2 separate regions of the Homo sapiens genome follow, and region 2 is linked to region 1. Evidence: chromatin loops called from intact Hi-C (ENCODE). Cell type or tissue: PC-3. All regions are shown on one strand. Each heading gives the region's core, and the rest is flanking DNA. Links, peaks and the distances in the headings are about the cores only.

Region 1 (12,120 bases), core at 3,683-7,682:
CAGAGACAACCATGGAGTAGGCAATTACAACACAGAGTAAGATGCTCATAGTGAAGGTGCTCTGTGAACCTGAAAGGAGAGAAGCAGTTCTCCCATGCCTGGGAGAGACATGAAAAGTGCATTCAAAACTGGGTGACATTCTGCTGAATATTTAATGATGAGCAGGATTGGGCAAGTGAACAAATGACTGTTTACTTTCCTTCTTAGTAGAAACTGTTCTCAAGCCCTTTCCACAACAAAGCATTTTTTTATTGTAAAATTTCACTGCAGAAGTACTTAAAAATATATTCTCTTAACTGGGCTCTTTACCTTATGAAGTCTCAATGACAACCAATATCCAGGCTAAACTTGAAGGGCCACTTTCTCATATGACTCTACAATTGTAGAGAAAAATCCTGGAATCACAATTTTTTTTTTGATTCATAGAAAAAGATACCAGAAGAAAGAGAATTTAATAACTGTTGAAATAAAAATTCAAATGATCTTATTTGCATGGCATAATAGCCAAGTTCTCTAGTTAAGCATATATATAGTTTTCTGTTTTATTGTAACAAATAACCACAAACTTAGGTGCGTAAAACAACACACATTTATTTTCTCAGAGTTTATACAGGTCAGAGTTATGGGCCTGCCTACGGCTGAGCTGAGTCTGTTGCTCAGTCTCACGAGGCTCAACCAAGATGTTGACCATGCTTTGTTCTCCTTAGGAAGCTCCACTAGGTTAGAATTTACATCCAGACTAATGCAGGTTGTTGGTAGAATTCATTTCCTTGTGGTTAGAGCCCTGACTTTTCGTAGGCTGCCCTCAGATCCTAATAGCCACGGCAGTTCCTGGAGCCTTCCTCGCAGTTTCTTGCCACATGGGTTTTGCCATCTCAGCCATTCAATGCATCAAGCCCACAGGAAAGTCTCTAGCTTGGTCTGTTAAGATAGATTCTGTTATAGCATACCCTAATGATGAGATTGATGTCCAATCACCTTTGCCATGTCCTATTAGTTAGAAGCAAGTTGCAGGTCCTGCCCACCCTCAAGGAGAGGGAATGAAACAGAGAGGAGTATGGGGAGGTGGGTACGATGGGGGCCACCTTAGAGTCTTTCTGCCACAAAATGCCCACTTTTTTGTGTGTGTGCTATGTTTGGCTTTCTTTGTAAGCAGAGGTTTCATTTATGAGCAGATATTGCCAATGACTACAGAGTAGTCAATAATAACAGCCCACACTGTGCACCAGACATTAAAATATGGCATCTTCTTTATACAAAAGATGCGATCTAGCCTCAAACAGGTTATGTTATGGAAGACAACATGATCACTGAGAACTTTGATTTGGCCAAGTCCTGGCTGACTTCAAAACCCCTCCTTTTAGTCACTATAGCAGAATGTGAAATTGTCTGATCCAGTCTTAAATATCACCATCCTCTCATCATACTATTCACAAATCTAGACGGAAATGCTCTCTCTAGTGCCAGTTCACTCCATCAGGGCCAGCACTGAGAATGGGCTGTCCCTCTTGTGGACTAGCTCACATAGTTGTGTGCTAAAGCTCTAGGTTTGCTTCTTCCTTGTGCCCTGGTGTCATGCCCAAAGGGATCCTGGCTTACAAGGGAGCTAACCCACAGAACAGCTGATACATATCCACTGATAAATAATCAAAGAACACAGTGCTGATTCTCAGTTATATTTGTTAGTAAGTCAAGAAATGAAAATGACTATAGGCTCTGGAAATAAATTATGTTCATTTTTTGTACCAATGGCACCTGTAATCTGAATTCAAATTTCAGAGGGAAAATAAAAAAGTGATCAGAAACAATGGAGAGAAAACAAATGCATGGAAACTTACGGTTCTACAAATCTTCTCTGAAAAGAAAGCCAAACATGTCCACAAAGAACAAAAGCAAAACGTTCATGTCCAAATCTGAGACATACTCCAGATATGGGTGGTGTTCATTTTTAAAATGGATATGATGTTGGTATTAATCAGCACAAATACCAGGATGGTTTGTGAGGCTCTGGCTTTTGAAATAAAGCTTTTAAATTGCACTGGTTAATAACTACAGAGTGAGTCTGAGAGCAATAACATGTCCTCTTAATAAAACTTTATGTATGAGTATTTTAATGAATTGTTTCAGTATACTTTCAAAGAGAGCCAAGTTAGTGGTTGAAAACAGAATAGGATTAAGTCCTTACTAAGAAACTCAATCCTAACAACTGGTACAAGAATTAAAATGAAGAAAGGAGCCTGTCTTACACACTAGCATTTTTGGAAGCTATTCTTTTTAGACACTATGTTTTAGAATTTCCAGGCATCTGTCTGTTGCTAGAATACCTACACACTTTGCGGAAGCTTTATTTGAAAATGCTGTGTACCTTGTCTAAAGGGCCAGCTGGGATACCAGAAATAGTATCGGCTCTATTTATGTCTTTGGAGTAATTACAGTGGAATTTAAAGACTTAGTTTATAGATCCAAGAAGAAGATCTTCTGTGTACACTAAAAGGATGAATCCTTTCCAGACGACTTCTCATTTGGCTGAAGAAGAGCTTGAGGAAGCATTTCATAACGTCAGCCAAAGTCGTTTTTAGTAAGACCTGGGTGGGATTCTTGCTGTTGATATCCAAATTAAAAAAAGCCTTGATTTTAATCTATCCAAGGTTACTTTGTTGTAGTTATGAAACCATGAATCAATTTTAAAGCTTTCAGGGATGAAAGGAGATATTGAGACAAGTGCCTGCTATCTTTTGTTGAATGGGGGAAAAATATGTTAACCAATTTCCTGATGGCTTCGCCTGGTGGACTTGACTTTTGTTTAGCTAATGTCTTTGTGGAATGCATCTCTGTTTTTCCCTATTCTTGCCCTGCCTCTTACCAAAGGCCAGTGTGTGCATGTGTTCAAGGAGAAAGATGCAGTGTGTGTGGTCAGCGTGCTGGTCTTCCATTTATTGGATGTGAGCTGGACTCTGCTCAGAGATGGGATGCTGAATGACAATGAAAATGATTATGTACCTTGAGGGAGATTACATGACTGTACACTCTTTTGGACAAAGAATGAAAGAATACTTACTTACAGAATCTGTATTATGCTGGCTCCCAGTCTTTTTTACTATGAAAATTAAACCCAACTCATTCTAAATGTGTCCTAGCAGACAACAAACCTTTGAGAGAATTCATTTTCATCACCCTCCAAAAAGATCAGGAAAAAAATCTCATTGGCTATTCATTCCCACAGTACATCCATTCTTTTAAACTTTCATGTGTGTTTAAGAGCCTCTATTGCTTTTATAAGCAATAATTATAGTGATTTAAACATATTGCTTGCTTACTCTGGTGTCACAGAGACTGCAACAATGAATAAGCTAAACGTAGCATTTGTCCCCGTGGACAACACTATGTATTTTCCCAACATTGTGTCTGATCCTTAAGACAACACTATCATAATGGTATTAGGAGCCCCACTTTATGGATGGAGAAACTACAAATGAGAGAGATGGACTGCCTTTTCCAAGGCCATAAAGCAAGGAAGTAATCAAGATTCAAATCCAAGTCCAAGTCCCTCTTACTTCTTAGCCACCTCTTCCCTCTTTTCTTCCCCATATGACTTCATCTATAACACAGAAATCAAAATGGTTTTGGAACTGCACGAGCTAAACTGATCATGACCTGGTTTGTAAAAAGTGAAGTATGCGTCCTCTGTGTGCTAGTTTGTTCTGTGGTTGACCTAGCCAATCTGGACAATACGCTTCTCAAAAATCCCCTTACCTCTGTTATTCCAGAGCTGGCCAGAAGAGAAGCTGGTGTGAAATTTGGGAGGCAAAGATAAAGCAGGACCCATTAGACTCTGAAGACCTTCCTGTGCTCAGATACGGTACAGGGAGATGCAGAGGTGCCCATGGCACCAGCTGGACAGGACTTTCTGACTTCAGAGCTGACCAACAGAGGTCATCACCCATCCCAAGATGCTGGCCTATGGACACACAGAGGCAGTGGTTACACAGAGATAGTAGCTTCCTAGACTTTTCCACAGGTAGTCCCTTTGAGAAGAGATGTGCTTGGCTTCCCACATTTCCCTGCAAAATCCAAATTGTCTCCAGTGCTTTCAGTGGGCTTGGAGGGACTTGCAACTCTCTGATCTTGCAACTACCCCTTCTGACCTTCTTTGCCCAGATTCTCCCACAATTCTTTAAGGCCCGCTTCCTTTTTCACAGGTTCTTCTACCCTGATGGAATTCTTTTTTATTGTTGTTTTTTTGAGACAGTCTTGTTCTGTTGACCAGGCTGGAGTGCAGTGGCATGATGTTGGCCCACTGCAGTCTCCGCCTCCCAGGTTCAAGCGATTCTCCTGCCTCAGCCTCCCAAGTAGCTGGGATTACAGGCACATGCCACTGTGCCTGGCTAATCTTTTGTATTTTTAGTAGAGTGGGGTTTCACCATGTTGGCCAGGCTGGTCTTGAACTCCTGACCTTAGGTGATCTGCCCGCATTGCCCTCCCAAAGTGCTGGGGTTACAGGCATGAGCCAACATGCCAGGCCTGGAATCCTGTTAATATATATGCTCAATTATTCATTTGCTGGGGCAAAATGAATGTTGGCCAAAGGCAAGCCATGGCCCAGCCTACAGATAATCTCTCTGAGCTTCCATGGAAGATGCTTGATCTTGGTTCAGGTAAGTTCTAGTACCACTTTGATCTTCACAAAAGGATGTCACTTCTGTTGTCAGCTTGAGTCATCAAGTATCTGCCCTTAATTAGAGACAGAAGCCTAAAATCTTTACCAGAGAATACCACAATCAGCGGCTCACTTTGCCACTTTATTAAACGCACTATTAATAGGGAATTCAATTCACAAGGCTTCAACCTTCTCCTAAGAGAGTTTTCAATTGAGGCTTTCAGTTCATATAGAATTGCTTCAAGCAGGCTTTAAAAATATTTGAATTTGTTGCTGATGTTTAAAATTTGGGAGATTTCATTTAAAAGACGGAGTCTTACTCTGTCACCCAGGCTGGAGTGCAATGGTGCCATCTCGGCTCACTGCACCCTCTGCCTCCTGGGTTCAAACGATTCTCCTGCCTCAACCTCCCAAGTAGCTAGGACTACAGGTACATGCCACCATAGCTGGCTAATTTTTGTATTTTTAGTAGAGACGGGTTTTTCACCATGTTGGCCAGGCTGGTCTTGAACTCCTGACCTCAGGGGATCCGCCTGCCTCGGCTTCCCAAAATGCTGGGATTACAAGTGTGAGCCACCGAGTCCAGCCTAAAAGTGTATTTTGAATTTCATTTTTTAAACATAGTTCCCCTGTTGCTGGGCCCATATTCCTAAACTGCAATGATGTACTTCATTTGTTTCTTGTTTGGCTCCTCCAACATTTGAACTGGTGACCCCTGGTAATAGTCCAGGTGTTATCACTGGAAAAAGGTTACTAACGTACATACAGACAGTGCTGTAAGGAAGAGGTAGGGAAAATCCCCACTGATTTGTTTCGAAGATGTTGAGGATGTTGTCGCCTTATCACTCATTTCCAGGGAGTCAACTGAGGAACAGAATAGTGCATTATTTGAGTTTAATGTCAAAGACATGTCCAGTCTTCTAGTTTTGATAACATGTGACAACACAGCTAAGGGCTGGTATTCTCACTTGCTCTCTGAAGGCCTTCCACTACAGGTCACTAACCTCACTGGCTGCCTGCACACCGAGGCCTGAGTTCTGCAGGCACCTCAGGATGTAGGATTACACAGCATCCTTCCCTGTTCACTCACATTCATGTTAGCATGGTCTGTCTTGCAGGTTTAAGCTCCAGGCTTGGCTGCTGAACTGGAGCGTTTCCTCCCATAAATGTATGATTTGCAACACTGTTGACTTTTGTTTAGCTTTCCTGTTTGTCATATCTTGCAATGCTTCCTTTCGGTTAAGAATATTTGGCAACTTTGTTGAAACAGGCTGGCTGCCTTAAACCAAAAATTTAAAAGTTTAATTTAGGTTGATTATTCTCTAAAGAAAAAAAAGGGGGATGCTTTTCGGCATAAATCTTCATTTCTTCATTGTAAAATATCTTTTTATCAGCTGATTTAATTAATAGACTTATTTATAAAGAACATGAGGCCTTCAAATATATATGGAAGTGGTGACATGAAAAGGACACATATAACCAGTACCTGGTACAAGGTTAGAAACAATCAATATTAGCTATTATTAGTATATGTGCAATATAAATTATGTGATTATGTTTCTTGTTTTACTTTGGCCTCCAGGAAGCTCCAAAGCAAATTTATGACTGAATTATAACTATCTTGTAAGAATTACATCTTCTGAACCCCCATGTGATTTTTCTGTCACTATTCCCTGATTCTATTTTTCCCCATTTAACTTTTTTTTTGTATTTTATAATCCATTGTGGAATGAGAATGATAGAGTTACATGGAGTAATTAAAATTCCCATCACCTAAAACCAGGATTAAAGCTACAATCTCCTAATTGGTTTATTCATCTTTAATTTCTGGAAAACACCAATTCAATTTACAATCTGAAATTAGAGCATTTTCTCCCTAAAATACATATTTATGTATAATTCTAACATAGTTTTTAAAAATTACCTCCTAATACATAAAACCTAAACATCTTAGCCTGGCATTGAAACATTCCACAAAGTGACTTTGACCTGTTTCTTCAGTTGTATGATTTCTGTTTGATATTGCAACTACAGCCAAGTCAGCTTTTCCATATCAGGCAAAATGTAAGGCACACAATAGATACAAGGACGAAAAGGACTTATGTGGGCAAAATCCTTGGGAAATGCACCATGACTGACAGTTCTCTTGAGTTTTCATACCACTGATATATGGAAGGCTTTGATTCTTCTTGTTTTAGACACCATTTGGGGCCAAACATGTACAATGGGGACACTTTTTTCCAAATAGGAAAGATAAAGTTAGAAAACTGAAAAAAAAAAAAAAAAAAAAAAAAAAGATGGGATTCATTTTGACTTCCTTGTTTCCTTCCTTCCTTCCTTCCTTCCTTTCTTTTTCTTTCTTTTCTCTCCCTCCCTCTTTTCTTTCTTTCCTTCCTTCCTTCTTTTTCCTTTCTCTCTTTCTATCTTTCAGACAGGATCTTACTCTGTCACCCACCTGGAGGGCAATGGTGCGATCATGGCTCACTGCAGCCTTGAACTCCTGGCTCAAGCGATCCTCCCACTTTAGGCTTCCAAGTAGCTAGAACTATAGGCAAATGCCACCACCATGCTAGCTCATTTTTTTGTAGAGACAGGGTCTCACTATGTGATCACCAGTCTGATCTTGAACTCCTGGCCTCAAGTGATTCTCCTGCCTCCAGCCTTCAAAAGTACTGGGATCACAGGTGTGAACCATCACACCCCACCAAGTCTACATTTCTTGTAAACAACACAAAGCCTACTTAAGCTCTTTACTGGCCTAGGAGTACATCTGTGTGGAAGTGTTTTGTTTTTCTTTTTTACAGTAAGGCCAGTTTCCAAGCTCTCAAGACTTTTATGACCTTCTCTCACTAGGCTTCATTTTTGCCTCTGAATAATTATAGTCCCCCACTAATTTATCTGTCCTCCCTTCACTCATTCATTCACTCAATAAATATTGATTGAGCCCTTTCTATGTGCCAGGCATAGTGACTGGTATTGAAGACAGTGAAGAACAAAATAGGTAAGTGCTTGCCTTCTTGAGTTAGGGGAGAGTAAAAACCAAAACTAATCACATAAGAAATGTAAGATCATAAGTTCAGATATGAGCTATACAGCAATTGATTTATGAGAACTATATAGCAATTGATATTACAGGGTAAGTACATAATACCGAATGTGTTCATCTAAGGGCAGGGTTAGGGTAAGGATAGGGGATGAATGTGCAGGAACTGTGTTAGGATGGTCTTAGAAGGTTTATCTGAGGGAATTACATTTTGAAAGAGGAAAGGGAAGAAATCAACGGCAGGAACTAGCTCTCCAAATTAGACTGTTACCGACAAAGCTGGTCCCTCCAAAAATGGGGTCTTTCCCTGTTTGATTACTGGAAGCCAATATACAAAACCAAAAGTGAGTGTCAAACAGTGCAGGTTTTATTCCATGGCCATGAAATTGAGAAGAGGGAGCATGGTTCACAAATCAACTTCTCAACTAGTGAAGGGTAAGGGGTTTAAGATATAGGGTTTCTCTGATGAAGGGGTTGGACACTCAAAGTGAAAGGAGGGCTTGAGACCAGCCTGGCCAATGTGGTGAAACCCTGTCTCTACTAAAAATACAAAAATTAGCCTGGTGTGATGTTGCATGCCTGTAGTCCCAGCTACTGGGGAGGCTGAGGGAGGAGAATTGCTTAAACCCGGGAGGCAGAGGGTGCAGTGAGCTGAGATGGCACCATTGTACTCCAGACTGGGTGACAGAGGAAGACTCCATCTCAAAAAAAAAAAAAAAAAGAAAAGAAAAAAGAAAAAGAAAAAGAAAAGAAAAGTGAGAGACGGAGTATTCATGTCTTTTCTGAAAATGGGTGGTGAACTTCTTGGAACCAGAGTGCTACCTTCCTTTTTGTCCTTTTGTGGCTTTTTCCAGCCATTGCCACAGTGATTGCCAACTGTCATGGTGCTGATGGCAGTGTCATTTAGCATGGAAATGAGATTATAAGAAAACCTGAGGTATTTTTGAAGTTTCAGCCCTCTTGGTCCTAACCAGTCTCAGCTGGTATGGTTACAAAGGGAACTTTTAATCATAGGCATCCTGTTTCTTAAAGATAAGCAGAGTTAGGGCAGGGTAGACATTGAGCTATGTCAGGTAGGCATTACACTGGACAATAAGACCATTTTATAGAGATTAAATTAAAGTTCTTATAGAAGAGTGTAGCAAGTAACAACTTTAAGGATATGTATAGTATAGGCAGATAATACAGTCAAAAAGACAAATTTTAAGTCATTTATTCCTTTCATATTTTAATATTCTGTGATCTTGAAAATTATATGTGATACTAATCCCTGTCAATTAAGGAAATAACCTGATATTTCTTCAAATAAACATTGAGTGGCTACCAGGTCCCAATCTCAGTATATGTGTCCTTCAGGGCACACAGGGTGGTGAGAATCAGGGCCACAGACTAGATAATTCCCTAGTGACATAGGATTGCTGAGGGACAAGCCAACCAGTAGAGTTGAGAAGCAACAAAAAGGGCCACCAGCAACCTGGTGTTTCAGGAAAAGCTTCCTGCAAGTGAAGATGACTGATCCCAATCTGAAGGATGATTCAGAGTTAAATGGGAGAAGGGAGGATAGCATGAGCAGAGGCAGAAAAGTGACCAATAGTGTGAAGATGTGAATAAGGATTGAGACAGGTCTGCAAAGATGGAATTGATGTTGTCAACAAACAGATGATGGTTAAATCCAAATGGGTGATAGCATAATGAGCATATATCTAAAAAGCATAGCAGACAGACAACTGTGTGGCAAAACAGGAGAGTTCCAGGAAGGGCACAGAGAGGGAATGGTCACTGAGGACCAGAGAGAGGACAGTCAAGGCAGGAAAGTGATTCCAAGTAGAAAGAATGTTCCGTAACATCAAAGGAAGCCAGGACACCCAGCAAGATAAGCACTGGTGCAGTATCACTAGATTCTGAAAGAAGATGGTCTCAGATGGCCTTTCCAAAAGTGGTGAGGGCTGGAGGCTGATGCAGGCTGATCGGGTCGTGGAGTGAGAGGATGAGACTTGAGGGAGTGGAGAGGTGGCACGACTTCCGCAAGAACTTTCATCCCTAAGGGAAGAATGTCGGAGGGCCGACTCACAGAGGACACAAGAGCCCAGAGAGTTTTTCTGCTGCTGTTGTTTTGTTTTTTAAGTGTGCAAAGATTCAAACATTTATTTAGGCCAAGGGAAAGAAGCCAAGACAGAAGGGATGGTTGAAGATAAAACAGTAAATATTGTATTTGATTGATCACGGTCTTGAAGGAAAGCAGATGGGACCAAGGGCAACGCTGAAGATGTTGGCATTGGACACGAGACAGGGCGTCTCATTCTTTGACCATGGAGACAAGAGGTAGGGAGGGACAGAGAAGGGGAATTTCAGTGTGGTGAGGAGGGGCCAGAGGTCCAGGTAATCCACACCTGTGACATGAAAGGAGGAGCCTTGGAGTGAGGCTGTGGCATCAGATAAAAGCCTCAGGAGAGGTAATGTATAGAAGGGACCCTGGAGAGGGGGAGAGTAGGAGCCAGCTCAGGCCAAATTCAAAGACTGGTGGATAAAGCTGAAGGTGGCCTGGCTGAGACTGAAGACTATGAATGAAGCGAGGCAGCAATCCACCCTACTGTGTGATTCTCTCTTCAGCAGAATGCAATAATTTCAGAATATAAAAGAGAAAATGAAACATGGTGGATCTGAGACTTTTTCTGGATGGTATATCAGGAAGTGGGAGGGACTGAAAGGAACAACTGCAGGGAGGTGGGAAAGGGGGGCTCAGGGGTTGACACTGAACATGGTGGTGGTAAAATAGTAATCTTGGACATCACCCTTTCATCTCGGCTGAATCAGGAAAAAGACTGAAAGGTTGGACAGTCAATGAGAACAGAGAAATACACTGACTGAGGTTCTCTGTGAGATGCAGAGTCAGATAGTGGGAGAAAAAGAACATCAAATATTAATGACGTGCCTATGAATGGAAACAGAAACTCTAGTCCCGATATTTCATATGTTTCCATAAATATTGCTAAAACTAAATCAACTGAGTTGGAAACCCACTGAGAGCCTATGATGTTTCCTGGATTAGTAAAAGGTTGTGCTGATCATTCCATGTTTCCATTGTCTAATGCTGGTGGGCGAGTGCTGCATTTTCAGGTGATACACTATGCTAGCCAAAGGCTTAGTCTAAGGTAGATTTATTGGACAAGGATTCCATTGTCCTCCTGATCATAAAAATACAAGACCAGTTATATATGCAGGCTACTCTGAGTGTGCACAAGTCTCTTTCTGATAACCACCCTGAAGATGGTTTTATTAAACTTAACCTTGGGAGGGGGATTCCTTTTTGAAATGTAATCAAAGTCTAGGGATTAAATTTTGACTAATCGATACAGACCACCCAGTTGAGAGATTGCTCATCCTAAGGGACATTGCTTCCCACACCCTCAAAGACTCCAGCTTTTTACTGTGGCTCAAGTCCTTTGAGTGGCAGTAGAAAATCCAGCAGTGATGATAGGAAAGCCCTCATGGCTTCCTTTCACAGCTTTCCAGACTTCGGGATTTTAACTCTTTATGAAGATAAAAAGTAAACATCAATGTGTATGTACCATGCATGAATTACTCAAAATTTAGATGGCAAATTGAATTTCATTGCTGTTTCGTGCACTATGGAAAACAAATAAGAAATTATCTGGAGCAGAAAATAAAATGATTTACATATTTTAATAATGTCTTATTATTTTACCTTCAAGCTGCAAAGCTCTTGCAAAGCAAAAAGGCCCATGGAAGATGGGACATGCTTATGTGAACAAGACCTCATGTCAACTCCATTCCTCCCCCAGGTGGGTTATATCACATTTACTTCTGTCTCTAGTAGTAGTTCGTGGTTGCATGTTGCATTTCTAAATCACTAAGAGTCTGAAAATGCAAGTTATGTTCTCTCAGTACCTGTCCCTCAGGCCTGCTCCCCAGATCCTATATCAAAGCATGTATTTGGAAGGGGCTTCCAGTGTCATGCCTTGTGCATGTGGTCAGTTGACCAGGGCCCCTGCATTTAGGGGATCTTGCTCCTCCTAACACTCATCTTCCCATCAGCATGGGTAACCCCAAGTGCAACTGGAGTGTCTCAAACTCTTCAAGCTATTTTCTTAAAAAAAATTTTTTACGCCTCTAAATCTAAAACGTTCTCTGCCATTTAGTTTTCTCCTTAATTTTTTGAACCCAAGGGTATTTTAAAAGAAAATGTTATCCATATGTTTTTGATTCATTTACACTTAAATCATTAAAAGCCTGTTTTGTAGAGCTTTTTGATGTCCAAAAAGTTTTTTCTGGGTCCTTTTTATAAGTAATTTAAAGCTGGTCTCCCTTCCTTTTTCCTCCTACCCTGCCCCTCACTTAGAAAGGAAAAAAAAAACCCAGAAAGTTGAATTTTGCTGGGAGCAGATGATTTTTAACCCCA
Region 2 (12,120 bases), core at 4,491-8,490, 86 kb after region 1:
TGTGTTCATCTTCATCCTCCTACCCAAGCCCATGCCCCTCTCCCTCCCTCATGCGGTCCTTACTCTCAACCACACAGGCACACGCTCAATGGCTTATTCAGTGAACACCTGGAATCACAACCATTATCGTTGCAATAACTTTATTTCACAAATGAGAAAGTGAAGGAATTTAGGTTTAAAATGCTCACCCAACTCACACAAAGGATTCTTAGTGTCCTTGAGTTTCCAAGATAAGAAATATGAGGAATGCTATAAAAAAGGAAATAACACCATCTTTTATCATTCCTCTCATAAAAAATGGTTTCTCTGATGTATGTTGTTAGCCATGTGATCAAGCAGAGGTTTTTCTGATGTACGTTTTTGGTCATACAGGTAGGCAATATGAGCAGTGGTTAAGTATAAGAATTCCAGTTGAGGCTTCCAAGTTTCACATCCAGCTGTTATTGTTTTACTTGTTGCTATTATTATTAGGTAGCAATATAACCCAGGATGAGTTACTTAATCACTGGGCCTCAGTTTCCTCTTCTTTAAAATGGGATTGATAATAACAGCCCACACTTCACAGGGTTGCGGCTCCATTTAAATTGGTTGGTAGACATAGAGTGCTTGGAGTAAGACCTGCAACATCACGGTCTTTCTTTCTGAATCTAGACATTTCTTTGGTTTGAGCAACCTGAACATACTTTTTCATCGCGGTCTGGCTATTCTAACAGTTCCAGTGACTCTTGTTCATTTTGTTTCAATATGTGGTTGTAATAACAAAGATGACTACATGATAAATGTCCATGGAACATTCTTCCAATGACCAGAAAATCAAAATGCAACCATAATGTGAATAATGGGCCAACTTTTTATTGGGAAATATTTGGCAGAGGCTAGACTTTTTAAGGCAAGTATTATATTCAAGGAAAATGGTTTGAAGTGAAAATGTTTTTAGATACTGTCAACAAAACTAACTTGTATAATCCCACTTGCTTGCTTCATCATATTCATATTGTTAGCCCTACATCAAAAGCTAGATTGGATCTAGATTTTCTTTTAAAAAAAGTGTTTCCCAAGTCTGCTTTCCATTATCCCCAGCAAAATCTGTTTCAATATTCAAAACTCATGAAAACAGTGAAAAGAAAAATGTCAGCAGAATCCCCTCTAGCTAAACGTGCTCAAGGAGTTGGTAACAAATCCTTGCTGAGAAAATCGCACAGGCACCATGCTTCTCTGTTTGGCATTTTTAATCACCTGAGATGTGTCCCGCAGTTTGCTTCTGAGCCAGTCCTGGACTGGGTGAATTCCCACGAAGGGAGATTTCCAAAGTTGAGTTCACTTGCAGCTACTGCTCCCACTCATGATCCCAGCCATGCTGTGGTAGGTGGAAAAGGCAAGAAGTTGAGTTGATGACTATGAAAGCTGGCCATCAAAAGGCTGCGTGCTTATTCACAAATACTTTCCTCCTCATAAGTTTCTACCATCTGGCATTCAGCACAGTAGAATGAAAACACTTTTACCATGATTGTAGAGCAAAAATTGAATAATTAGGAAAGAAAAACTCCCTCTGCTATCCCTAGACCAGCAGAAAATCCTCTAAATGACTGATTTCATGCAAAGCATCCTCTGCTTTGCTTTGATTCCAGAGCAGTTTCTGATACTAGTTCTTAAATAGGATTGTTAACTGTTGTTCAATAATGTCTGAAGAGCTTGTAAAGAGATAAGTGAAAACCCTTGTAAGTATTTAGTTTCTTCTCAAACGCAAAAGAACAACCACCCAGGGCCCTTTTAGTTCATGTAAGACCTAGCACATGGAAATCTAGCAAGCTGGGGGAAAACATAGAGGCAGGAAATTCTGTGGCTTCTCTCAGAAGACAAGGATCGAATCCTTCTAAGGGAAGGAGACCATTTTCACACTTTCCTTAATCACTACATTTTTCTGCCTTGAGGGAAAGGCAGGAACAGGAGGCCATGAGACCCACTACATAACCTCTGAGTCTTCTACTTTCCAGGTTGAAATCTCCCATCCTCCCTATTCATGGCTGCTTGAAAAGAGGCACCTTATTCATTCACTCATTGGCCCTGGGCTAAACAAACATGGTCCCTACCTCATGATGCTTCTAATCTATTAGGAAAACAGATAATCACAAAATACATTAAAATGTTACTTAGTCATGATTGTGATAAAAATTGCAAAAATGAAGTAGAGCATAATACAAAAATTTTAATCATATGATTTAACTTAGGAGATGTGGTAAGGAGGAGTATTGAAGAAAACACTTACTCCTGGCCTCCTTCTCCTGCACTGTTACTTACAAAGCTTCTCGTAACACACCCATCTCCTATAGATATGCTATAGGAGTGCCATAGAAATACTGCTTATAAATATGTATTACCAGTGTCTAGATTATAAAATAAGAAGTGTATTCAACAAATATTCATTTGACAATTTTTTAAATATTTCCTATTTGCCAGGAACTCTTCTAAGTACTCAGAATGAAACAATAACCAAAATAGACAAAATTTTAAAAACACATAAACAAACCCTGACTTCCATGAAGCATACATTCAGGAAGGGAAGAAAGAAAATGAACAAAATAAGGAAATGAAATGTAAAGTATGTTAGAAGGTGAAACAAGCTAAAGAGAAAAATAAAACAAAAAAGACTACCAAGAGGCTAGGGCCTATGTTGGGAGGGACAGGTGTTACAACTTTGTGTGAGATGGCCAAAGGCAGCCTCACTGAGTAGTTGACATTTAAATAAAAACCTCCAAGTTGGGAGAAGGAGCCTCCTTTGTATCTGGGATTGGGGCACAATATGAAGCTGGAGATTTGGCCGAGGCCAGATTTGAGAAGAAGTCTGTTCAGAGTTTTAACTCTATTGGGAAGGATATAATCAGACTTAAGATTTTTTTTAGAATAGTTGGGGTCTCACTCTGTTACCCAAGCTAGAGTGCAGTAGCACAATCATGCCTCACTGCAGCCTCAAACTCCTGGGCTCCAGGCATCCTCCTGCCTCAGCTTCGCATGTAGTTGGGACTACAGGTGCATACCACTACACCCAGCTAATGGTTTTTGTTTTGTTTTGTTTTTGTAGAGTTGGAGTCCTGCTTTGTTGCCCAGGCTGGTCTCGAACTCCTGACCTCAAGTGATCCTCCCTTCTCGACCTCTCAACAGACTTATATTTTAAAACAACTACTCTCTAGCTATTCTGCAGGAAATGAATGGGGTGGTAACAGAAGAATATTGAGAGAGATCAATTGAGGAAGCTGTAGAAATATTGTAGACAAGATAAGGTAGTACAGTAGACTAGATATTTGCATGTTTCTAAGATTTGTGTGTTAAAATGTGGTGGCATTAAGAAGTGGCACCTTTGGGACGTGAATAGGCCATGAGGGTGGAGTCCTCTTGAGTGGCATTAGTGACCTTATAAAAGAGGCCCCAGCAGCCGGGCGTGGTGCCTCATGCTTGTAATCCTAGCACTTTGGGAGGTCAAGGCGGGTGGATCACCTGAGGTCAGGAGCTCGAGACCAGGCTGACCGATGTGGTGAAACCCCGTCTCTACCACAAATACAAAAATTAGCTGGGGGTGGTGGCGGGTGCCTGTAATCCCAGCTACTTGGGGAGGATGAGGCAGGAGAATCGCCTGAACCCAGGAAATGGAGGTTGCAGTGAGTCAATATCGTGCCATTGCACTCTAGCCTGGGTGATAGAGTGAGACCCTGTCTCAAAAAAGGAAAAAAAAAAAAAAGAGAGAGAGAGAGAGAGAAAGACCCCAGCAAGCTCTCTAGACTTCTTTCTGCCATGTAAGGACACAATGAGAAGTTGGTAGTCTGCAACCAAGAAGGAGGCTCTCATAAAGCCTGGTCATAATACACCCTGAGCTCAGATTTCCAGCCTCCAGAATGGTTAGAAATAAATTTCTGTTGTTTATGCACCGTTCAGTCTATGGTACTTTGTTATAGTAGCCTGCACTGACTAGGATAGCTAGTAACCTGGGCAAGGGCTGTAGTTAATAGAGATGAATAGACAAGAATGAGTTTGAGATGTTTTAGAGGGAGAATTCACAGGACATGGCAGCTGTGCGGATATAGGAAACGATGGGCAGAGCATATGTATTTCTTGTTCTTGGTCCAACCTACTCCCAAGATAGCTCTGCTTGACCTTCATCTCTTTCCTCCTGGTATGGTGCTTATAACTGACCCAGGTATTATTATACTTTAGCTAAAAGTTATTGCAAGTGGTTTTCAGCCAGGTACATACTCCACAGGGAGATGTCAGCAAGTCTAACCAGGCTGTAATGTAAAGGTTTATAAGCATGATTTTAGAAAGGTTAAGTGCAAAGAGAGTCTCTGTAAGGGCTAGAGCCCACACTGGTCACGAGATGCTCACAGCATGCAAGGCAGTAATGATCTAGAATCTCCGGCTCGATTGGACAAGGCAAGAGGCACAAATGTATGTGCAGAGGAGCCTGTCAATAGTTTATTGGAATGAGAAGGACTTATCTTTCCGCGTGCTATGACTGGAGCTCTTAATGTACAGGTCTCTTCCCTAGGTTTAAGTATGTGCTAGTAAGCCTCACAAAAACAAAAAGGGAAGGTTTAATTTGAGCTGCTTGGTTTGGACAGAAAAACTCTTTTCTGTTAGGAGTCCAAAGAACTGCTATAGCCCACATGTCCTGGGATGGAATAATGTCAGAAAGGCCATTTCTGTTGGGAGAGTGGCAGTTTCAATAAAGCTTAAAGCTTTTGGTATTACACTCAGCTAGTATGGCCCATTCAATCCCCAGGGGGAGGTCATACAAGACCTTGGGCACCCCACATGAGGCCTGTGGGCCCACTGGTGCCCAATGAAAGACTCTAGAAAAACCAGAGGAAGTAGATTGTCTTGTTCAACTGGGCCAGGTTGGTTAGGACTGACCACTGCCCTGATGTGGTGCTGAGGACCTTTGCTGCTAGGTTTGATCACACAGCTGAAATTCAAGGCAGGGATTAGTCATTACATAATATGTGCCATTTAAAATTAACCCCACTAAAATCAAGAGAATAGGATGAATAAATTGTGATGTATTCATAAGATGGACTTCAAGACTGCCATTAAGAATAAATCTAAAAAGAAAAAACCTGGGGGAAAAAAATCAGGTTAGCATCTATGGTATTGGCCCATTAAAATAAAATCTCTCTCTCTCTGTCTCTCTTTCTCTCTCTCTCTCTCTCTCTCACACACACACACACATACACACACAGGCGCACACACACACACTTAAAGAAACAGAGATGGGCAGAGACAGGGAGAAAGAAATGACTAAAATAATACATATTAAAGCATTAGTCATTCCTGTTTTGAAATATTTAGATGAATTTTCTTCATTTTAATAATCTATTTTCTGAAGGTGTATTATCTCATGATAAGAAATGAATACATAAAATTACAGCATAAAACTGGGCCATTATAAAAGATAACTACAAAAGTAAAAAAGAAATATGCACGTATGCCTCAATCCATTTAATATTCAGACCCCATCTTGAACTCCCTTAACTCATTCTTTTTGTTAATAAAACATTGCCACGATCCGTTCATCACTGTTTTCTGTTCATGTGGTCCACCACTGAAAAACCTTCAACATCTCTCCCTCAGAAAAGGAATCTATAGCTCCCTCAGGGCAAGGCTTCCTAGTGCTTTGCCCAGAAATTATTATTTTTCATCTAAAACTGTGGAGAAAAGTTTGCTGAGATCATAAAACCCTAAAAATAAGAGAAGAATACCTCAGGCTGGTGAATCTCTGAAGTGTGAGAGTCAACACAGACAGATACGTTCCAGCTTCACCTAAGTGAGTCTTGCCACAGAGGCTATTCCTCTTCCCTCTGTAGGAATGAGCTGTTTGGGGAAACTGAAGTCCCTACGCTGAACAGGGACAGGAAAGGCAGGGCAGTTTCAACATTTGGAAGGACAGACTGGCAAAATCCCACTTAAGACTCCTTCTAACCCTGAAATGTATTTGCATCCAGAATATAACTCACAAGACCATAAAATCAGAGAAGGGATCATAAAAATGATCTAGTCAGACCTCTTCATTTCAAAGATGACAAAATGTAAACTCTGTGAGGTTACTTCCCCAGGGTCTCATTATTGTCAGTGGCAGCAGCAGCAGATCACAGTTTTATATATTGTCTATTTTAAGATGGACTGGACTATACGTAAATGGAGTATAAGTAGTTCCTATAGCCAGCATTCTTATAAAGACAGCAGTCAAGGGAATGAAAGCTCCCAAAGTTCATAAACAAGTAGAGGATGGCTTAAACATGATTCAGAAAGAGAACAAAGATTAAGATGAGTCAGAGACTAACCCTCTGGCTACTCATGATGGGAAGCTCTTCGCTTCCCTTGGAAAGAAGGTTGGTGGCCACATCAGATATCCAATACTCACCGTAATTATCTGAAGTTACATGTATGTGTCAGGTACTAGTTTGCATGCATAATCCATTGTTTCTCATGTTTTTTTTCTGATTACTTAATTCATAATTATCTAGCATAGGTGAGAATATTATTTATTTCTAGAGCCTACCCAGAACCTATGAGTTAGAATCTTTAGGGGTGTTCTTGAGTGTCTGGAATTTATACCAGCTCCCTAGGCGGTTCTTCTGAGCACAGAGCTTGAGAACCACTGACATAATCCACATATTGTGTTTTGATTCTTCTTATTTTACTCATTTGTATTAAAAAATATTGAATCAAGTTCCCTGAAATTAAAAGAAGATAACTCAGGAATTATTTGAACACTTGTATACCAACTCTTCTCTTCATCTCCATATTTATTCCTGGACAGGAGCTATTACTGAATTGAATCTTCTAGGTCTATGCTGTACCTCTGTTTTCCAGCCAAGGCCATTGCTAGGGGCCACATTATCATATTGTCATATCTGCTATATGACTTTGTTTTTATCTATCAACTTCAAAACTTTGTATCTTTTCCCATAGCTAGGAAAGCCCCAAGGCCCCTGCCACATCTTCACCTCCATTCCCTTCTTTCCGTCTCACTGTCCCCAAACTAATTCAGATCCTCAATCTTCCCACCTAATGGTTTTGTCACCAGGGTACCTGTCTTCATCTCTTTTCCAATTATGACATTTGCCAGGTTAGTCTTCCAACAGGGCTACTCCAGTCATGTTTCATAGTTCATCCCTGTAAAAGCAGCCAACTGAATTAAAACTAAAACCATTGACCTGGCTTTCAGAGCCCTCTTTTGTGTGACCCTAACCTAAATTTCCAGCCTTTTAAAACTTTCCTACTTGTATCCACAGTGGACTTGACCTTGCCTGCCTATATGCCTTTGCTTATACGGTTGGAATAACAAGAACTTCTGTCCTCATTTCTACTGGTTGAAATCTTAGCCATCACTTTTGATCCCTCCTTCAAAAGACACCTCATCTGTAAGGCCTTAATTAGTTCCTCTGATTTAATATTCTCAACCTTCTGTAAAGCCTCTGCTTTGTGTACCTCTCTTAAAAGATTTTCACATTTATCGTTTTAAAAGTTATTTGTATAATTGTCTCATCACCTGTAACAACTGAATCAGCATGTTTGCTGCATAAGTTTTCCTGAATAAATCATTTTTAAAAGCTGTGTTTCAAGAAACTTCTCAAATGTGGGATAAATTTATCTTCCTCCAATAACGTGAAGAGGTTTAATTGACAATGCATAAACCACACTCAAACATCAGGGGACACTTCATAAAATGGCTTGGTTTTTAAAAGGTATTTATCACACTTTTTACAAAACCTTGAGATACCTGTAATCTTGAAGATCAAGCAATAGCATTCTGCAGAACTCCACTGAGGAACTGACTTTCATTCCCTCTAAGGCCTGTTTTGGACACATATCCAAATGGGTCGCTAACACATTCTACAATAAGCCCTAATATTCAACATCCAGAAGAGCAGAAAGCCCTGTTGGATCCAACTTAGTATACTTGGAGGTCTCAGGGCTTCTCCACGATGCACAGCTTGGCCACCTTATGAGAACCTGGTAGAATTTCACCCAGAGTTACATCAGTGAAGCCTGTTTATTTTGTTGGGTATCTCCCTCCCTCTTCTTTTTTACACTGATTTTTTTTCATATGACATTGACAAATCTCATTTATTTTTTCTCTAGAGAGCCACATTTTGTGATCCTGAAAGTTTTCTTACACTCCCTCACCAGCCATTTCTGCTCCTTCAAGGGCTTATCTCTATTGTATGTCACTTGATGGAAGTCCCTACATGCTCCTTCTAGATGGTGATCTTTACAAAGGCAGAGACTACGTGTTATTGAGGTTCAAATTCACTTCATTGCAGAGCAGAATGTTGGGATCTGTTCGTTTTCTTAATAAATGTTTCTCAAACTAAATCTCTGAAGCTGAATGTTGATATGATTATTAAATGAAATAATTTATATAAACTGTTGTGCCCAATAAAAGGTAAACAATAAATGGAATCCAAAAATCAGACAACATTGGCCCTCATGTAACCTTCCTATTCCTTCTCTTTCCAGTGGCTTAAATTAAATTAAAAGCCATCTATGTGATTCCTTTGGTTTCATGTCCTAGGGATGGTGATGACTTTAGAGTCATACACTCACTGGCAGGCTCTCAGCTTGTGGGGCAGCATGGCAGTTCTGTAAGTGAGCATATTAACAGGACACAGCTGTGAACAACAAAGTATTGGTACATAGAGATTATACTGTGCTGAAAACACAGGATCTGGGCAGACGGAGATGAATACCATTAGATAATATGTTAGGAAGAAGTTGCCTAAGAAAGCCAAATAGTTTATATTTCACTATTATTAGACATGCCATTGGAGAAAGTTTTTAAGAAACGTGTATTCATTTCCAAGAAGTAAGTCTTGAAAGTACTCGTGTCAAGTATGCTGGCTCTTATGTGTGCCGTTTTGATTTTAACTGTAGGAGAATATGATTTTCCCTCAAAAACTCTTCTTTCTACATAAGCTTGGAAAATTAGGCAACTGCTGCCAGAAGGATTTTGAACATCCATCCCCAAGGATTTTCATGGGAAGGTATTCAGAATTCAAATTTGAAAGCTTATATCTTAATCAAAACATGTAGGCAGTATATACATTTCTACGATGATCTCACAGTAAAATGTTAACAGCAAAATTCTTTTAAATAGAATGACATGAAAGGACATTAAATCTCGTAAGTGCAATTACCTCCAGAGGTAGCCACACTCACATTCTGGAAAAAAATACACACATTACACACAAATATACACAAAAAAAGAATCCCAAATTCCATGGTGTTGTATTTAGCCTCATAATAGTCAACTGAATTAGCTCTGAATTATTCAGCTGGCTCAGTCTCCCTTTGTGGCAATGATAGCATCTTTATCTGACCTAAAACTAACAGCGTGACATACTGGACAAGTGTATGAACTCTGAATGTAACATCTCCATTCAATTCCCAGCCTTAACCTTCACTACTCGTGGGAGCCCAGTAAGTTACTTATTGTCTCTTTCCTTCCTTTCCCTTATCTATAAAGTAAGGATGATGATGATGATACCTACCTCATAAGGTGCTATATAATAAACATGAAGATGGAAGAATTATTAATAATAAACAAATAACTCATTGAGACATTTCTAGAAAAGCCTCCCAAAGGAGGCAATGGAGGAACTAAATATTGAAGGAGAAATAGTTAATAGAGGAGGTGATCCAAGGAGAGAGAACTTCAAGTCCGAAAGCAGCAGCACTTGGGTAAATGGCTGGAAAAAAGGGCATAAGTTGGTAAGTATTGAGAGAGATTGTGCTGGAGGAGATTGCTCCAGCAAGATCTTAAAGGCCCTTGTCAACCATATAATGGATCTTTCGTAGTTTTCTGAAGACAGTGGAGTCACTGAGTGCTCTGAGAAGAATGAGGACATACCACCATGATAGCTGGTGGCATTTATTATCCATGACCATGAACCTCAAGCAAAGCCCTAGCTCTCCCCATAAAGTGCTCCCGAGTCCAATTACTGTCCCACTTACTAGACCACTATTTTGTATTTTCTCATCTCAAACTTCCAAACCCTCCTCCTCCAGCCTACTCTTTGCTGATAGCCTTGCTTTCCACTCCACCGAGAAAAGAGAAGCGTTGGGGAGGGAAATTCCACAAGCTCCCTTCTGCACCTGCCCACCGACTATTTTTGTGGCTTTGTTCTCTACTTCTCCATTTCCCTGTTTTCCCTGGGGGGAACTGGCCAGGCTCCTGGATTATACTTACTTTCCATGAGTTCACGAGATGCTGCTCTCTCTCACTCAGAGACTTTTCTCCAGCCTTCCTCTCCTGTTTCTCCTGCAGCAGCAATCCTTCCCTTTCCACCAGGCTATTCCAGAGCATACAAAAGGCTGCCATTTACCTTTATCTTGAAGAAAATGCTGTCTTGACCTCACTTCATGCTCCATCTGCTGTCCTGTATCTCTCCTTCCTTTCATAGATGAATTCCTTGAAGAGCTGTCTCTTGCTGTCTCCAGTTTCTCTCCTATTCTCTTGTAAACCTGGTCCAATCAGGCTGTCACCCTAACCACTGCTCTGAAACATCTCTTATCAGGGTGGCCAAGGACTTCCACTTTCTTAAATCCAATCAGTGGTCCTCTATCATCCTATAAGCAGCATTTGACACAGTTGATGACTCTCTTCTTCTTGAAACTCCATCTTTGCTTGGCTTCTAGAACACAGTGTTCGCCTGGTTTTCCTCCTCCCTCCCTGGCTACTTCCTCCCATGCTCATTTTTCAGTTTCCCCTTATCTTCCCAACATCTTCATGTTGGAGTGCCCAGGGACAGTCCTTGTGCTTCTCTTCTCTCTGTATATCTACACTATTGGCAATCTCACCCATGTGCCAATTACTCCAAGAGGTATGTCTTCAGCTGAGACTTCTCTCCTGAATTCCAGACTCATCAATCCAACTGCCTAGTTGACATCATCTTAGGTTATTTAACCACATTTCAAATTCACCATGCCCCAAAGTGAACTCCTGATACTCTCCTAAACCTATTTTTTCCCTTGACCTAGCCATCTCAATAAAGACAACTCCATTCTCCAGTTATCTAGCCCAAAATGTTTAGCCAGAATTGATTCCCCTTTTCTTTTATACCCTACATCAAAAACATCAACATGTCTCTTTCATTCTTTTAAAAATTCCCAGAACCTGACCTCTTGATATCCTGTCATTCTTCACACTTGTTTTACTTTTCCTTGCTTTATTTTTCTGCTAAGCCCTCATACCTCCTTTTTTTTGTTTGTTTGTTTTTGTTTGTTTGTTTGTTTTTTGAGATGGAGTCTCACTCTTTCACCCAGGCTGGAGTATAGACATGAGATCTCGGCTCACTGCAACCTCTGCCTTCAGGGTTCAAGCGATTCTGCTGCCTCAGCCTCCCAAGTAGCTGGGACTACAGGTGCCCGCCTACCTTGGCCAGCTAATTTTTGTATTTTTAGAAGAGATGGGGCTTCACCATGTTGGCCAGGCTAGTCTCGAACTCCTGACCTCAAATGATCTACTCGCCTCAGCCTCCTAAAGTGCTGGGATTACAGGCGGGAGCCACCATGCCTGGCCAGCACTCATACCTTCCTATAGAGAATATAACATAATTATTTTGTTTGCTGACTCCCCGCTACCCGACCACCTGCTGGTCCCAATTTTGCTTGCCATCTCCTCATAACACAGGGTGCTGTTTGCTTCCTTTATTACCCTTTGTTGCTCCACTGGCCTGTCTCTACCAAGGGCCATTTTGTACAATGTAGACATTGATTAGATATTTGCTGAATGACCATGCAGTAAATGCATGCATTCCATTATTATTTTCTTGTGCTCTTCCCAGTGATGCCCAAAATTGTGTTGACCTTTATATGTGACTTCAATACAGAAGCCAGTGAATTTAGGAAAAAGTCAGTTTCTCTTACTTCCTTTCTCTGGCTTATAGCTGGTAATTTGGTTTCCATTATCTTATGAGTCAGGTTTAGATGACTTTGCTCTAAATTCATTTCTTTCCATTTGCCCACACTGAAGCATATCTAACCCTCTTCTTACCACCCACGTAGCTTTTTCGTGTGGCCATTGTTGGCTTGGCACAATGCGTGAGCTTAATGTCATTTTCAGAACCA

Evidence for each region. Hi-C counts contacts between places; a loop is a spot of excess contacts. Peaks named below come from ENCODE experiments on the same cell type or tissue, not always from the same donor. Only the 100,000 strongest peaks of a DNase experiment are listed, where the experiment ranks them.
Region 2: it touches region 1 in a loop (5-fold over the local background); 1 of 110 quality-filtered maps calls a loop at or near these places.

The regions. Positions count from the first base shown.
Region 1 is chr7:41,334,719-41,346,838 of GRCh38, forward strand. It overlaps LOC105375246 (a long non-coding RNA gene), which reads left to right. Exons shown (of 5, transcript XR_927198.2): 3 at 11,414-11,503. Among named protein-coding and RNA genes, the nearest start is that of LINC01449, 240 kb to the left of the region's middle. In PC-3, for the core only: no CTCF peak of the experiment used is centred there; a DNase peak (open chromatin) is centred at 5,813; H3K27ac peaks cover 1,268 bases.
Region 2 is chr7:41,419,829-41,431,948 of GRCh38, forward strand. No RefSeq gene overlaps it. Among named protein-coding and RNA genes, the nearest start is that of INHBA-AS1, 270 kb to the right of the region's middle. In PC-3, for the core only: no CTCF peak of the experiment used is centred there; a DNase peak (open chromatin) is centred at 6,313; H3K27ac peaks cover 2,310 bases.